2 separate regions of the Mus musculus genome follow, and region 2 is linked to region 1. The links are chromatin loops, found by intact Hi-C in ENCODE. Cell type or tissue: heart. All regions are shown on one strand. Links, peaks and the distances in the headings refer to the core of each region. The heading gives the core; the rest is flanking DNA.

The links. Peaks named below come from ENCODE experiments on the same cell type or tissue, not always from the same donor. Only the 100,000 strongest peaks of a DNase experiment are listed, where the experiment ranks them.
Region 2: a loop joins it to region 1, with 2.4 times the contacts of the local background. A loop is called at or near these places in 7 of 42 quality-filtered maps.

The regions. Positions count from the first base shown.
Region 1 is chr19:47,265,646-47,273,973 of GRCm38, reverse strand. It overlaps Sh3pxd2a (SH3 and PX domains 2A), which reads left to right. Exons shown (of 15, transcript NM_008018.4): 12 at 456-790; 13 at 1,917-1,966; 14 at 4,017-4,136; 15 at 5,038-8,328. The coding sequence ends at 6,987. It overlaps Mir6995 (microRNA 6995), which reads left to right and starts at 385; the gene lies at 385-455. In heart, for the core only: a CTCF peak has its summit at 4,050 (motif pointing left); a DNase peak (open chromatin) is centred at 6,923.
Region 2 is chr19:47,469,333-47,477,660 of GRCm38, reverse strand. No RefSeq gene overlaps it. Among named protein-coding and RNA genes, the nearest start is that of Sh3pxd2a, 9.1 kb to the right of the region's middle. In heart, for the core only: no CTCF peak of the experiment used is centred there; a DNase peak (open chromatin) is centred at 4,680.

The DNA.
Region 1 (8,328 bases), core at 112-8,111:
GGGTCTGACCCTCTGGATCCGTTTTAGCAGCTGCATCCTACAGAAGAAAGTTGGGCAAGACAGCGCATCGAGGATTCTCACCCACGCTTGCCCCTTTCCTCTCAGGTCACACTTCTGCTTCTATAGGGATGTGACTGGACATACGGCATCCACTCGTAACTTCTTTTCTCTAGAGCTACCCTTGGGCCATCACCAGGGCTACCTATTGGGCAGAACAACATTTACAAGAACCCTAGTGTTAGGATCCTGCATCTGTCTGAGAGCAGTCGCTCTGTTTCCAGCATCTGACCCCCCCCAGCTCTGGTTTCCTCGGCAACAACAGACCGGCCAAACCTCTAGCAGAGCCTTCCAGAGAAGGCTCGGCTAGGCGGGCTCAGATGGAGACAGACCTGGGAGTAGAAGGGGGAAACCAGAAATGAGGGCTTTAATGATGGTGTGTCCCCTTCCTCTCACAGGTACCTCGGCAAAGAGGGTTGGGCACCAGCGTCCTACCTGAAGAAGGCCAAGGATGACCTGCCGACCCGGAAGAAGAACCTGGCGGGTCCGGTGGAGATCATAGGGAACATTATGGAGATCAGCAACCTTCTCAACAAGAAGGCATCTGGGGATAAGGAGGCTCCGGCTGAAGGCGAGGGATCCGAGGCCCCCATCACCAAGAAAGAGATCAGCTTACCGATCCTCTGCAACGCCTCCAATGGCAGCGCCTTGGCCATTCCCGAGAGGACCACATCCAAGCTAGCCCAGGGCTCCCCAGCTGTGGCCAGGATCGCCCCTCAGAGGGCCCAGATCAGTAAGCACTTGAAGGCCCCCAGTTTCTCCCAAAGAGCTACAGAGTGGGTAGGCATGGGTGAGGGGAATCCAAGGGGCTACCCAGGACCTTCGTGACTTTTCCACCCTGACTGACAGTCTGGGTTCTGTCCACATGCCTTTGATGGTCACAAGAGCTGAAGAGGCCCCAGAGAGAGGCTGTGTCCCCCGCGCGCTGCAGCTCTGAAGATATACTGCAGGAGGGAGCAGGCTGCTGGCCTCCCTCTCCCTAAGAAAGAACCAGGGATGGCTCTTAACAGAGGGACAGATCCCCAAGAGCAGGAAGTGGCATCTTACCTAGGTGATTGGCATATAGCTGATTTTATAAACCCATGAGCTCCAAGTCTGTGGTCCTCTGTGCAGGCTCGCCCTGCGGAACGTAAGATGTGGAAGAGGGTGGCATGAAGGCCTGATGTTCAAAGGTGCCTGATCTGAGCTGGTCCTGGGACTCAACGCGCAGGTGAAAGGAGAGAGCTACCTTCCTACCACTGTGGCACATGTGCCCATCCCCCACCTGCAGACACAGCCTATTACTAAAGCCTGTGTGCCCGTGCCTCCAAACACACCTGCGGCCTAGCAGCACCTTTGGTATTAGGGGGCGTGGGGCAGTTTCTGTTTTGCCAACAATCAGGGGGAATGCTGTTTTGGGTTTTGTGGTTTGGTTAGGGTTTTTTTTTTTTTTTTTTAAATATTTATCTCTTAATTTTATTGTTAGCTCTCTGGTGCTTGGAAAAATCTTTATCAGGGAGGACTTTTGTCTCTTGCCTTGTGCTCCCTTCAGAGGACTTAGGACTAGTGAGCAAAAAAAAAATAGATGTGGTTCCTGCTTCTACTGAAAAGTTGATAAGTCCATACAGCCTTTACCTTGAAAACTCCCTGCAGTATCTGTAGATTGATGTACATATCATTTTGCGGGGGGGGGTGTGGATCCTTCCACCCCTAGAGTGGCTTAAAGGTCTCCTCATTCCTGGTGACTTAGAACACAGGGTCTTTCATGACTATGGGACCACAGCATCAAGTTTCAAGGATGTGAGTGGATCCCACCCAGGGAAGGCGGGTGTAGGTGCTGCTGCCCACTAGGATTCTTAAAGCTGCGGCTCTTCTTTCAGGCTCCCCAAATCTGAGGACAAGACCTCCCCCGCGCAGAGAATCCAGCCTGGTATGTGGACTGTCTCTCCATTCCTTTTCTGGGATTACTCCCAGATCCTTCACTGCTGCTTTTGAAGCAGAGCCTGTGACCCAGGGGTTTGTAGGGTCCTATTGGGGTTTTCGTCTTTGTAGGGGACAGAGGCAGAAGCCTGCAGATCCCAGGACTTCCTAGAGCATAGCTAGACAGTTTATAATCAGAAAAGCACTGCACTCCGAGGCTAAATAAATCCATCCCAGCCACTACACTGGCAGACATAAACATTTAGACTGGCCAGCAAGAGTGTCCAGTGGGGCATTGCCAGGGCCTTGAAGTGGGGCTTCTGGCCACATTAGCTCAGAAGCCTTACAGCTTTCTGAGGATTGCCCAGTGAATGTGGTAGGCTCCACAGCCTAGAGGATACAGAGTAGACTAGTACTTACCCATCAGGAAGGAGAGTGACTTGCCAGACCTGGCTCGTGGAGGGCTGACACTGCTGAAGTCCCTGTCTCATGAGTGGGTGACTGGTAACCACACTCTCAGGCAGGGAGCTTGGGGGACAGCAATGTTGGTGACAAGCTGAGAGTCCTGGAACAGAGACCTGTTTCGGGATAGGGGAGTAGGGCAGAGGGCAGTGTGGTGCAGTTGGAAGACAAGCTTTCGAGCTAGGATATAGCTCAGTAGTAGAGTGCTTGCTTAGCATGCACCAGGTCTTGGAGGTACCATCTGTAGCATCCTCGGAAGGAATGCCGGAGCCTGGTATAGAGCCCATTTCTAATGTAGGAACAAAGAAAGACCCTTTGTAAGTCACCCACCCTCCAAAGTTCTCAGTTTCCTTCTCTGATAGGGAAGAAGAGTATGGCCACCTCCTAGGTCTGCTGTGAAGACAGGATGCTGTAGTACATATTTAGGACCAGAAGCCAGGTTTTCCTTTCCTATGTGAACTCCTGGATGTTAGGTGGTGTTATCTGGTACTCTACATGGGACGAATCCCTAAGTCATGCCTGGCTGAATGTTACTCCAGTGGCATTTGCCCATCCATGGGAGTTGGGACCCTCCATATATCAGAAGATGTGGCCTCTAGCCATGAGTATTTTGTGACCTCATCCCAGCAAAATCAATCTCTCTCTCTCTCTCTCTCTCTCTCTCTCTCTCCCTTTCTCTCTCCTCTGAGTTTTTGCAACTGAACAATAAATTCTCCATCTCTCCCCTTTCTTTGAGCCCCAGCTAATTATTTTCAGGCAGACTTGACTTTGGCAAGAACAGAGTCATTCCTTCCACACTTAACAAATGCTAGCTCGCCGAGGCAGGGATGCTGGTTCTAGTTAGACTCGGCTGAATCCCACCCTGTCATGGTCCAGGAGGGGATGAAGTGCGGCCAGCTGTGCCAGCTTCCACGTGTGGCTGTACGTCAGTAAGCACACGGGCAGGGAAAGGTGACTGAGTCACATGTGCCCACCCCTAAACCGTCTTTCTCCCATCCTTACTCAGAGTGATCCAAACAGCTCAGCTTCCCGAGTACGACCTGTTGTGGTTACAGCCCACCAGGCTGGCTGTCCGTGTGGCTTATACAGGCTGCCGCAGAGCAGCGCCCAGTAGGTGCACAGCGGATGGCTGTTCTAAAAACACAAAATGGGGTTCACAGATAATAGGTCAGTTCTAAGTGTCCTGGAAAGGCACTAGGAGAAAAGCTGTGTGCCAGCATCAGGAAGGCTCATAAGAGCCCTGGGGTAAATCTGCCTGTCTGCTGAAATGGCATTCTGTTCAGGGTACCAACGTGCTGACCCCCTCCCACAGACTCCTCCCCCATCTAGCTGTCCCCTATACTTCTACGTTACTGTCCTGGGACAGTTGGCTCTCTCACCCTCTTCTGTAGCAGCTGCCCACTTGGTTTAGGATCCACCCTGTAGATTTATGAAATGGTGGTGTCCTCGCTTTGTTAGAATTATTCTTCTGCCTTTAACTTTCTACCTTGGGAGGAAACTATTGAGATCTCGAACTAGTGTTATGTGAGCCCTGGGTGCCACCTCCTGCGGGTAAGGCCTGGAGCATAAGTGATAGATTCTGATTGTTTCTGCTTTAGGGGTTCCAGCTGCCAAAGCCGCCAGAGCCCCCTTCTGTTGAGGTAGAATACTACACCATTGCTGAATTCCAGTCCTGCATTTCTGACGGGATCAGCTTTCGAGGCGGACAGAAGGCAGAGGTGAGCCTCCTTCAGACCAAGGACCTGTGTTTCATATTTTATAATATGTCTTCTTGGCAAGGCTTCTGGGGGTCAATCAGGGCAGGTAACAGAAATGAGCTGCCCGGCCATGAGTACTTGCCTAGTCAGGGCCACACCAGGGCTAAAGCCCACAACTTGAGTTTCTGTCCCTCACTCACTTGCTTGTCCCACAATGACATCTCCTGAGCACAGAGAGCCTCGAAGTGAAGTGCTGATGAGGGACAGAAAGATGACAGAGCAGTTTGCTTCATCAGAAATGTTTTATTTTGGAGGGGATAACACACACGCACACACATGAGTACATGCACGCACATGCACACACATGCATGCAACACAACACATGCAACCATACATGCTTGTACACACACACACACACACACACACACACACATATACATATGCACGTGGAGATCAGCCTTGTCTACTAACCCAAGAAATCTCTTGCCTAATGAGGTTTTTGTGGCCACTTGGAGGATGTTCTGTGGGGATGAGCTGCTCAGGCTTGCACCTCAGTTATATTTGTCTGCCTTTTCTCTTTTTCACCTGAGAGACCCTTTGAAGGGACAGTGGGCACCGGTGGAGGACAGGAACAGTAGACCACTGGGTCTTTATACATATGGATCCTTCCGAGGTTGGTTTTTATAAGGAGCTAGGGACAATGTGGTGGTCTTGGGGGATTGTCATGGAGGTCTATAGAGGAAACCAAGAGAATGGAAGCCTCACACCCAAGACCAGGGTTTGAAGCTAGCATTCCACTGACCACTGTAAGGTCTTGGGACACTTATTGAAGGGCTCAGTTTGCTGTGTCTATAAAATCGGCTAGGGTATCATAGGGACCCTGACAACCCTGCAACTCACTGGCCTGCCCTCTACCCCCCAGGTCATCGACAAGAACTCGGGTGGTTGGTGGTACGTGCAGATCGGGGAGAAGGAGGGCTGGGCCCCAGCCTCATACATTGACAAGCGCAAGAAACCCAACCTCAGCCGCCGAACCAGCACTCTGACGCGGCCCAAGGTGCCGCCACCTGCGCCCCCCAGCAAGCCTAAGGAGGCCGAGGAGAATCCTGTGGGTGCCTGTGAGAGCCAGGGCTCCCCACTGAAGGTTAAATACGAGGAACCCGAGTATGACGTCCCTGCCTTTGGCTTTGACTCAGAGCCCGAGATGAATGAAGAGCCTTCAGGGGACAGAGGTTCAGGTGACAAGCATCCCGCCCAGCCCCGAAGGATCTCGCCTGCCTCTTCCCTGCAACGGGCCCATTTCAAGGTGGGTGAGTCTTCTGAGGACGTGGCCCTGGAAGAGGAGACCATCTATGAGAATGAGGGCTTCAGGCCATACACAGAAGACACCCTGTCTGCCAGAGGCTCCTCTGGGGACAGTGACTCCCCTGGGAGCTCCTCTTTGTCCCTTGCCGTGAAAAACTCCCCTAAATCAGATTCCCCCAAATCCTCATCACTCCTAAAGCTCAAAGCAGAGAAGAATGCCCAGGCAGAACTGGGGAAAAACCAGTCCAACATCTCCTTCTCCTCCTCTGTCACCATCAGCACCACCTGTTCCTCCTCCTCATCCTCGTCCTCCTTGTCCAAGAACAATGGTGACCTGAAACCACGTTCTGCCTCAGATGCAGGTATCCGTGACACCCCTAAGGTTGGGACCAAGAAAGATCCTGATGTGAAGGCCGGGCTGGCCTCCTGCGCCCGAGCCAAGCCATCCGTGAGACCAAAGCCAGTCCTGAACCGAGCGGAGTCTCAAAGCCAGGAGAAGATGGATATTAGTTCCTTACGGCGCCAGCTGAGGCCCACAGGCCAGCTCCGGGGGGGCCTCAAGGGCTCTAGGAGTGAGGACTCAGAGCTGCCTCCACAGATGGCTTCTGAGGGATCCAGGCGAGGTTCTGCGGACATCATCCCTCTCACGGCCACCACTCCCCCGTGTGTCCCCAAAAAGGAATGGGAAGGGCAAGGCGCCACCTACGTGACGTGCAGCGCCTATCAGAAGGTCCAGGACTCGGAGATCAGCTTCCCCGAAGGCGCCGAGGTGCACGTGCTGGAGAAGGCGGAAAGTGGGTGGTGGTACGTGAGGTTTGGGGAGCTGGAGGGCTGGGCTCCTTCCCACTACTTGGTGGCCGAGGAGAACCAGCAACCTGACACAGCTAGCAAAGAGGGAGACACAGGAAAGAGCTCGCAGAACGAGGGCAAGTCAGACAGCCTGGAAAAGATTGAGAAGCGTGTGCAGGCGCTCAACACTGTGAACCAGAGCAAGAGGGCCACCCCACCCATCCCCTCGAAGCCTCCCGGGGGCTTCGGCAAGACCTCGGGCACCGTAGCGGTGAAGATGAGGAACGGGGTCCGGCAAGTGGCCGTCAGGCCCCAATCTGTGTTTGTGTCTCCGCCACCCAAGGACAACAACCTGTCCTGTGCCCTTCGGAGGAACGAGTCGCTAACGGCCACCGACAGCCTCAGAGGTGTCCGCAGGAACTCCTCCTTTAGCACCGCACGGTCAGCAGCCGCTGAGGCCAAGGGCCGCCTGGCCGAGCGGGCTGCCAGCCAGGGCTCAGAATCGCCCCTGCTGCCTACCCAGCGCAAAGGCATCCCTGTCTCCCCCGTGCGTCCCAAGCCCATAGAGAAGTCCCAGTTTATCCACAACAACCTCAAGGATGTGTACATCTCGATTGCAGACTATGAGGGGGACGAAGAGACGGCTGGCTTCCAGGAGGGGGTGTCCATGGAGGTGCTGGAGAAGAACCCCAATGGCTGGTGGTACTGCCAGATCCTGGATGAGGTGAAGCCCTTCAAGGGCTGGGTACCCTCCAACTACCTTGAGAAGAAGAACTAATAGCACAGGGTCCTTCCAGACTCAACGTGCTGCCTTGGCTGCCACTGGATGAGCTGCGGCACGCCAGACACGGGGATGGACAAGATGGGAGGGGGGGAGGGGGATGACAACATTGAACCCTGCAGAACATGTGACCCCCCAATACACCCTCCAGCTGGAAGGGAGGGTGTGATGGGCATGCACACTTAGGAGAAAGGGAAGAGCAGGAATGCCCTGGGCCCGGGATCCCCGCATTGCACGTTGCATGCGGATGGACCATATGTCATTTAGCACAGGCCATGTGGGAAAAGCCTAATCGTGCCTTGCTGCAGATCTGGAAAAGATGTCATGAGGTGTCCTGGGTCCTGCCCTGCTCAGCCACTTCAGTGGCTGGCTTCTTGCCTCTGGAAGTCATTCTTGCATTGCCCTTGTGATGTGTTGGAGATTGTATTGGTCTCTAGTCCACCACCGACCACTGATGGGTTTCTGGAGAACTACCAGCTCTGGGCTTTGGCAGCGTCTCCAAAGAGCTCAGCCCTTTCTGGGGCCAGGCCACAGCCTATGTTTGGTAGTTAAAAGAGTTCCCAGGTGCCAACAAGGACTGTCTCCTCTTGCTGTGCTGGCTTGGCCTGGCAAGGAGAGTTGCCCTCCTCGGGGCACGTGGAGGACAGTGTGGGAGTTGGCCGAGAGGATGCGAGTCTCCTCCTAATCTAGAGATTGCTCGAGGATTTCCGGGTAGGCAATTCCTTCTGCATGTTTGGGAAATGGTTATCGGTTGGAGGTTTATATATCAAGCGTTTGGTTTGGGGTTTATTTTAGAAGTTGTTTGGGGGCCCGAGGGGCTCAGCCTCACATAGGAGACGGGTAGTGGTGGGTGGGGTTTCCGTTGAATTCATGGAGGGATGTTTTATTTGGGTTTTGGTTTAATGTCTTTTGCCTTTCCATAAACCAGATTGTTTGTTTAGGTTTCCACTGTGTACACAGTGCCCAAGCATGGCACCTTAGCAGGGAGTTTGGAACTGGGTAAAGCCAAGTCCCCGGCTCGGTGAAACAAAGTGTTCAGGTTCCTGCCCAAGAGGGAAAGAGGGCAGCCTGCTGGGTGGCTAATCTGCCTACTTCTGCCCACTTTCTCCAACCTGGGCAGAAGGGACCCTGGCTGGGTCAGCCCAGAGCAGACACTGTGCCCTTAGCCTGCTGGCAAGGTACCCAAGAAGATGGAGGACTTTGAAGCCAGGAGCCAACCCTATCTTCCTGAGGGGCAGCACCCCCCGGGGAACAGAGAAGCAAAAGAGAGTGGAGTGGAAACAGTCCTCTGTCTGCTTTGGGTCGTGAGTCAGTGGTTGACATTTCAGAGGGGACCCT
Region 2 (8,328 bases), core at 204-8,203, 200 kb before region 1:
AGATATTTGTTTGGCACATTAAGAATCTCAAATGTTGAGCCGGGCATGGTGGCGCATGCCTTTAATCCCAGCACTCAGGAGGCAGAGGTAGGCGGATTTCTGAGTTCGAGGCCAGCATGGTCTACAAAGTGAGTTCCAGGACAGCCAGGGCTATACAGAGAAACCCTGTCTCGGGAAAAAAAAAGAATCTCAAATGTTAAGGATTTAGCTCAGTGGTAGGTCACTTACACAGCAAATGCAAGACTCCTAACCACACGTACACACACACTCAAAGACAGACTGCCTGATTTGTTGTTTACTTGCTTGCTTTCTTGCTCTCTGTCCCAGGTTTGTCTCAAACTCTTTAATCCTCTTGCCTCAACCCCGAGGTGCTGGTGGGGTTATAGGCCTACACCACCATAGCCAAGAAATACCTGATTTTTAAAAAAATGTCTGTATAGAATACCTCATAAGGTTCTAATATATCCAAGGGTGTGTTTTGCTAAACAGTAGAAGCCAAAAGAGGCAGAGAGGCCCTTCACTGACCCCCACACACTGGGACCAACTTTAGAATGGGGGCAGTTGTTAGATAGAACTTCAAAGAGAAGTGTCTCTGTTTTTCTCAAACTTCTCGAAAAGCTTCATTGTAAAATGTCAGAGGACTGTGAAGCAAGTCACTTAAATACATTTATTTGCAAGGACTTTGTGGAACCAAGTTGCTAGATGGGGCACACTTGGAGCCAAACACGCTGATGGGTTCCTGGCACTGGCTGAGCAGAAGTGACCCCCACAGCCACCAGCTCTGGTTTCTGTGCTTGCTCGAGCTCCTGGTCCCCGCTGGCTTTCGGATTTCACTTATAATAAATGATTTAAAGCCATGAATATTTCAAGCACGTCACAATACAAAGAACAATACAGGAGAGGAACCCTGCACCATATAAATTATAAACCATATAACCTAATTTTAACAAATATTAAAGGTTTATCACGTTTAATTTTTTTTTCCTATTTGATGCAAAATGTTGCTATGTAGCCCAGAATAGGCTTGAAGACCCAAATTCACTACATAGCTCAGATATGCCATGAACTGGCAGCAATCCTTCTGCCTCAGCCTCCCAAGTGGAGTGCTGGGGTTACAATTATGTTCACTGCCCCCCTGTCCCCACCTTCCCCCGCCAGATCTCAATTACTTTCTGAAAGACACAAAATGCTACAATTGCAGAACCTGGGGGTGTAGTTCAGTTGGCAGAGTGCTTATTCAACATGTATGAAGTCCTGGTAGCCTGAAGCGTAAGGCAGCATGACGTCACAGGCCTCCAATCCCAGTGCTCCGGAGGTAGAGACAGGAGGACCGGAAGTCTAGATCCATCCTATAAGACTTTGAGTTTGATGCCAATGACGTCACAGGCCTCCAATCCCAGTGCTCCGGAGATAGAGACAGGAGGACCGGAAGTCTAGATCCATCCTATAAGATTTTGAGTTTGACGCCAGCCCTGGAGTGCATGAAACCGTCTCTCAAAAAACACATATAAACAAATAAATAAAAGCAAACAAAACAGAAGAATAGACGTCCTACAATTATAGAATTCCCTAGTTCTCTTTCTCATACAAGAATAACCACTATTTTTTTTTCTTTATTTTCTTTTGGTGTGTGGTTGGGTTTGCCGAAGCACGCTTAGAATCCTAGCACTTGGTGGCTGAGGCACGAAGGTCACGAGTTCAAGGCCATCCTGAGATGAAAAAGGAAAAAAGGTTTTATTGCAGACAAATTGTCCTCTAAACATATGTAATCATATATAGTATTTAGAATGAACTGTATATATCTTCCAGCTTTTATTGCTGTTCAAATTGTGTGCACACACACATAAGCATGGTGTCTGTGTTCACACTCTCAGAGGCCAGAGGACACTTTATGTTCAGCTCTATCATACTCTGATTAATTTTTTAAAGATTTATTTATTTATTTTATGTATATGAGTACACCCCCATTGCTCTCTTTAGATGCAGCAGAAAAGGGCATCAGACCCCATTACAGATGGTTGTGATCCATCACATGGTTGCTGGGAATTGAACTCAGGACCTCTGGAAGAGCAATCAGTGTTCTTAACTGCTGAGCCATCTCACCAGCTCCTGATTTATTCTTTAGGGACAGGTTCTCCCACTGATCCTGGAGCTAGGGTGGCAGCCAGCAAGCCCAGAGGCCCTCTGCTCTCCACTCTCCACAGCTCTGAGATTACAGGTGACACGCATAACCGCACGCCAGCTTTTTCCGTGGGGGCAGGGATTCAAACTCGGGTCCTCATGCTTGTGCAGTGAGCTCTCTTCCACAGTGAGCCATCTCTTCAGCCTCCTTCTTACACTGCCTTTACTCAGTAGCGTCTAACAGGGCTTCCTCCAGGCAGATTCAGTCTCTTTCGGCTGAGGTGTGACATCTACACACTCAACACACAGCTCCAGTAAACAGCTCAGAAGCTCTCTCTATTCGGAGCAAGCGTCAAAGCACTTAGAACTAACTGTCCCTGTCACCCAGCTCCCTCCTCTCAGAGGCAACTGCTCTTTTGACCTCTGGTACCACAAGTTCCTTTTAATCTACTTAGAACTTAGTATTTACTTGTTTAGAAACGGGATCGTAAATATCTTCAGCTGCATCAAACTTCTGTTCTTCTTCCTACTTCCACCTCCAGGGGGCTGGATCTCATAGAAGTGGGTCGCCATGAACAGTTTGCCTGGTGCTGGAAACCCAATCCAGGGCTCTGTGCAAGCTAGGCAAGCACCCTTCCAACTGAGCTATCTTCCCAGCCCCGTGCTTTGAACTTTATATAAATGGACTCATGTGTTGTATGCATGTCCCTTCGAGTCTTTCCCCCTCAATGTCATGCCTGTGGGGTTCCATCTGCCTCACTGCAGAAGGCTGCAGTTCTTCTGTTGTTCACGATATGCAGCCCTCTGTTATGCTACTGTAGCATTACTTATTGATGCACTCAGCAGCGATGAACAATAGCACACTTTCAGTTTGGGGTTGTTACGAATAATGCTGATAAAAAACCACTTCAACATGACTTATGTGGACACCTGCGCTAACTTTTCTTGGGTCTACTCCTAGACATGAGCTTGCATGAGCTTGCTGGGTCCTCCCCAGTATAGGCACATGATAGAGAAATAATACTGCATTTCTACAACCCAGGGTCAAGGCCTATGGTTTTTCTCCAGGTTTTTTTCCTTTTTCTTTTTTTAAAAATGCTTTATTTATTTATGTATAGGAGTACACTGTCTTCAGACTCACCAGAAGAGAGCATCAGATCCCATTATAGATGATTGTGAGCCGCCATGTGGTTGCTGGAAATTGAACTCAGGACCTCAGGAAGAGCAGTTAGTGCTCTTAACTGCTGAGCCATCTCTCTAGCACTCTGGATTTTTTCCTATGTCTCCTACCTGTTCCTTGTTACTCAGCCTCCGCAGTTCACATAGACACTCTAGGATGTCTCTCTGGCTCTCTTGAGCCTGTCTGCTTCCCTGTGCTCTCGTCCCTCTGCCTGCTGTCATTCGATTGGCCCTCTTTCCAGAAGTCCATTCCTGCTTGTCCTCTGTGCTGCTGGGATGCTTACAAGGCTCTTTCCTGTCCTGACAGAGGTTGGTCAGCTGCAGTAAGACACTGGAAAGGCAGCAGCAGGCGGCTCAGCTTTCCACATATGCACCTTTATGTCACAAGTGACACACAGATTAGTACTTCACAGATTCTAGAAGAGACCAGGAGAATCTCTTGTTTCCTTACAGCATATGAGGGCAATTAATTGGCTTTTTATATAAGCCAATGAGAAAATCGGAACTCTGGAAGTTAAGATTTCAGTTGACGAAGTTTGCTTTAACTACTTTTTTTTTTTTTTAATATTCTGTCTAAGAGCCATGGAACTTTTTAGTTTAGTTCAGACTTGCTGTGTGTTAGATGTTAGGCCCAGCTCTGGGAATCTGAGGCACATAATCAAGGCCAGGCCATCTCCCTTGTCTTTAGAAATTTGCACTTGGCCCTCCCTCTCTCCCTCCCTCCTGACCCATTTTCTGTCTTGCACCGTACACTCAATAAGATAAAGTAAATACATGAATGATGTTTCCAGTAAAGAAAGAAAGAAAGAAAGAAAGAAAAAGAAAGAAAGAAATTTGCATTTGGATGCTTTAGCGACATCACTACTTTTCATTCAAAGCTGTCTACAGGGTTTCCTGGCTCTCTATGGCGAACATTTTCCATTTTGCTTCTAAACGCGGGAGCAGGTCACTTCAGCTGTACTAGACAGCACAGTCAAATGGCCAACAGTCTTGGCTTAAAAGAACGGGGTTTTTCCAAGGACCTGTGGGTGTAAGTACTCCGGTTCTCACCACTGAGGCCAGCATTAAGTGGGTGTTAAGAAGGAGGCGCACCCTTAATAGAAAGCTTATTTCTTGCAGCTTTTAATGAGTGCTGAACAGAGATGCTCCGAGTAGCAAGCTAAAAGGGCCCAAACATAATAGTTTTCCGTTGCATAATTTATTGCCAGCCAGACTGAGCTCCACAAAGGCACGGCACTCCATTTGCGAGATTAAAGATACAAGCGCTTTCCCACTGCAATCGCTAGCACGCTGCACACACACGGTGGGACTGAGTAAGCAGCAGCCCCCCCCACACACACCTCCCCATATCTTCAGGGAACATGATTGATTGAGTGCATACGCACAGGACTCTTGGCACCTGCACAGTGTGCTGGGCGACCAGCCCTGACCCTGCCGTGACGGCCCTTTAGTCAGCAGTATCACCCCAGCTGCAAGGCCAGCGTGCAGAAGAACACAGCCTGGCGCTGTTTTCTTGGAAGGACTAATTTATTTTAAGAACATCCACAGATTAATATGCCTCCCAATAAGTTAATGAACCAGAAAACTGACTACTCTCAGGGAAAGAGAAAGAGAGACAGAGACAGACAGACAGACACACACACACATGGAGCAGGGGAAAGAGGGAAATATATCCAAAAATAATGAACTAAAAACAATAGCAACAGTAATCCCCCCGCCCCTTAAAACATCTTTCAGGACTTATAAGCTTGAAACCATGATCAGAAACCATGATCAAGAGCTTCGATTGTTCTTATCACCAGAATTTCCACGGTCCCACCAAACAGGCCGTTCTGCAGGTACAGTTCCCTGCATTCTTCATCAAGACCATGATCAAAGTCCAAGCTGGGTGACCTGCAAAACCTCAGATCTCTCCCTGCCAACCAGGCACCTGTGTTGAGAAACAACCCACCCCATCTTTCATTTCTACAAATGTGCATTGTGGGATTGGTGGTGAGGTTTTTAGTTTACATCTTTAAATCTTTTAAAACATAGAACTTTCCATTCTCATCCCTGAAAGTTTACACTTTGGTCTCTGCTTAAATGACATGCACCACTATTATAATTGTGTATCTACTTTTATGACTTTTTAGTGTGCATAGGCATGTCTTGCCTTCATTGGTGCAAAGAGATGCTAGAAGAGATTATTGTAATTCCCTGGGAATGAGGACGGATGTGAGCCACCATATGAGTGTTGGGAATTGAACCTGGGTCCTCTGGAAGAGTAGCCTGTGCTCTTAACCACTGAGCCATCTCTCCAGCCTCCCTGTATGGTACTTTTGAACAATGCTTATCTTCTACAACAGCCATACAGTTCTTAAATGGCGATTTGCCCTTGACTGCTGCCCCAGTTCCTAGTAGAGTGGGTGTCTTGTGTTGATAACGTAAGAAAACTTTTTAGTGAATAAATAAATAATCAGGATGGGGAGACTGCTGAGTAAGTGGAGATGCCTGCTGCCAAGCCCGCTGCCCTGATTTCCATCCCAAGACCACATGGCAGGAGAGAACTGACTCCCACAAGCTGTCCATGCCCCACCCTTAATAAATGAATGCAAAACAATTAGTTAATTAATCAACGAGGTCCTCTAAAAAGTGAAGAGCAGTTTAGTAGCTATACTTAGGCTGTATGAGTCTCTTCCCTCTAATTAATTCGCTAATCAGTTTGCTTCTGATGAAATTTCTTCCACCTAACTCAACCTGATGACATTTGCTTGGGTCCAGACACATGACCCAACCTGAGCCAATCAGATTCTTCCTTCCTAGTAAACTTGGAACTGGACTCCAGAGGCAAGCAATGAGCCTTAGATGTATCTGGATGAGGGGTTGGCGGATGCTTATGCAGGGGCGGGGGGTGGGGAGGTTCCCATTCTCTCTGTAAAGAAAATCAACAGTCAGAAAGTAAAACAAAAGCCTGGTGTAACAACAGTCTCCAATGCTAGCTCTTGGAAGGCAGAAAAAGGAGGTTCATAGGAACACATGCACCCAGGGGGGAAAATGTAAAACAGACAATAGTACTAAATAGAGACAAGAGATATTGCTTGTATTCTCAGAGATTTGCTGCTTCATTCAAGATGTCCAGTTGTCTGTGACTCCATGAGAAACTGCTACTATATGTTATAAATATATAGAGAGCCCGTGGTGGTTTCAGTAAAAATATCCCCTGTAGACCCAGGGAGTGGCACTTATTAGGTGTAGCCTTGTTGGAAGAAGTGTGTCATTGTGGGGACAGGCTTTGAGGTGTCAGATGCTCAAACCATGCTCAGTGTGGTCCTCTCTTCCTACTGCCTGCCTATCCCGATATAGAACTCTCAGCTCCTTCTCCAGCACCACCTCTGCCTGCATGCTGCCACGCTTCTCACCATGATGATGATGGACTGAACCTCTGAGCTGCAAACCAGTCCCAATGAAATGTTTTCCTGTATAGAAGCTGCCATGGTCTTAGTGTCTCATCACACCAATAATACCCTAACTAAAACAGAGCCCCACCCCATCCTCTTTTAGACAACGGCAGTCAACGTCAACCTGAGTCCTGGTGAAGACACGCACTGTGCCTACTTCAGGAAGGAAGATTAGCCAGGTTGATTCATCAGGTTGATCACACACCTTTGGCAGATTAGTTACTGATGACAGCCCAGCTCTCAGCCAGATCAGGTCTGATGCTAAGCCTTTCTATGACTTTGTTACCCATTGGGCCAGCTCTGGAGAGACCTCCTGCTTTATAAGGAGGAGGCTTATGCTGAAGTCAGACTTGACCTTGAACCCTTGAGTGTCTCAACTCTTGTACCTGAAAACAAACAAACTCATGGGTTCAAACAGGATAAAGAACAGTGATTTCAAAAATAATTCTGAATAGAGACATGAAAGAAAATGGATGGATGTGGAGTTAAAGTTATCCACCCCTTTATTAAGTTTGTAACCTCAGGCTATATTTTTTTAAAGGAAAAAATTGCTTTTGAATTCCCCAGTGGACTTTTTCCTCCCCTGCCCCCCCCCTTTTTTAATTTGTCATTCAGTGGCCAAGTCAGGGTTTGCTGGCTTCTGGAAAATCCAGGGGATTTTGAAAATGAAAATCTAAGGTGTGGCTAAAAGTATACAGAGTAATCTTTTATGCCAAGGGGATGCTGGGCATCTCCTATGTTAGTTAAGGTTCCTATTGCTACAGTGAAACTCCATGACCTAAAGCCACTGGGGAAGGAGAGGGTTTATTTGATTCGGATGTCCACATCAGAGATCATCACTAGAAGAAGTCAGGGCAGGAATTTAAACAGGACAGGAACCTGAAGGCAGGAGCTGACACAGAGGCCACTTAGGAGTGCTGCTTACTGGCTTGCTCTCCATGGCTTGCTTGGCCTGTTCTTCTTTCTCTCTCTCTCTTTCTTTCTCTCTCTCTCTCTTTCTTTCTTTCTTTCTTTCTTTCTTTCTTTCTTTCTTTCTTTCTTCCTTCCTTCCTTCCTTCCTTCCTTCCTTCCTTCCCTCCTTTCTCTCTCTCTCTGTCTCTCCCTCCCCCCTCCCTCCCTTCCTTTCTTTCTTCCTTCCTTCCTTCCTTCCATCCCTTCCTTCCTTTCTTCTTTCTTTATTCTTTAAAAATTTATTTATTTATTATATGTAAGTACACTGTAGCTCTCTTCAGACACACCAGAAGAGGGCATCCAATCTCATTACAGATGGTTGTGAGCCACCATGTGGTTGCTGGAATTTGAACTCAGGACCTCTGGAAGAGCAGTCAGTGCTCTTAACTGCTAAGCCATCTCTCCAGCCACTTGGCCTGTTTTCTTAAGGAACCCAAGACCACTGGCCCAGGGATGGTACTACCCATAAAGGGCTGGGCCCTCCCTGTCAATCATCAATTAAGAAAGTACCTCACTGCCAGTTCTTCCCTCCATTCAGATGGCTCTAGCCTAGCCAACACTGTTGAGTAGCTAAGATCAGATACTATGGAATCTTCCACATCTTCATTTCTGAAGGCCTTAAAACAGAACGCACTAGTCT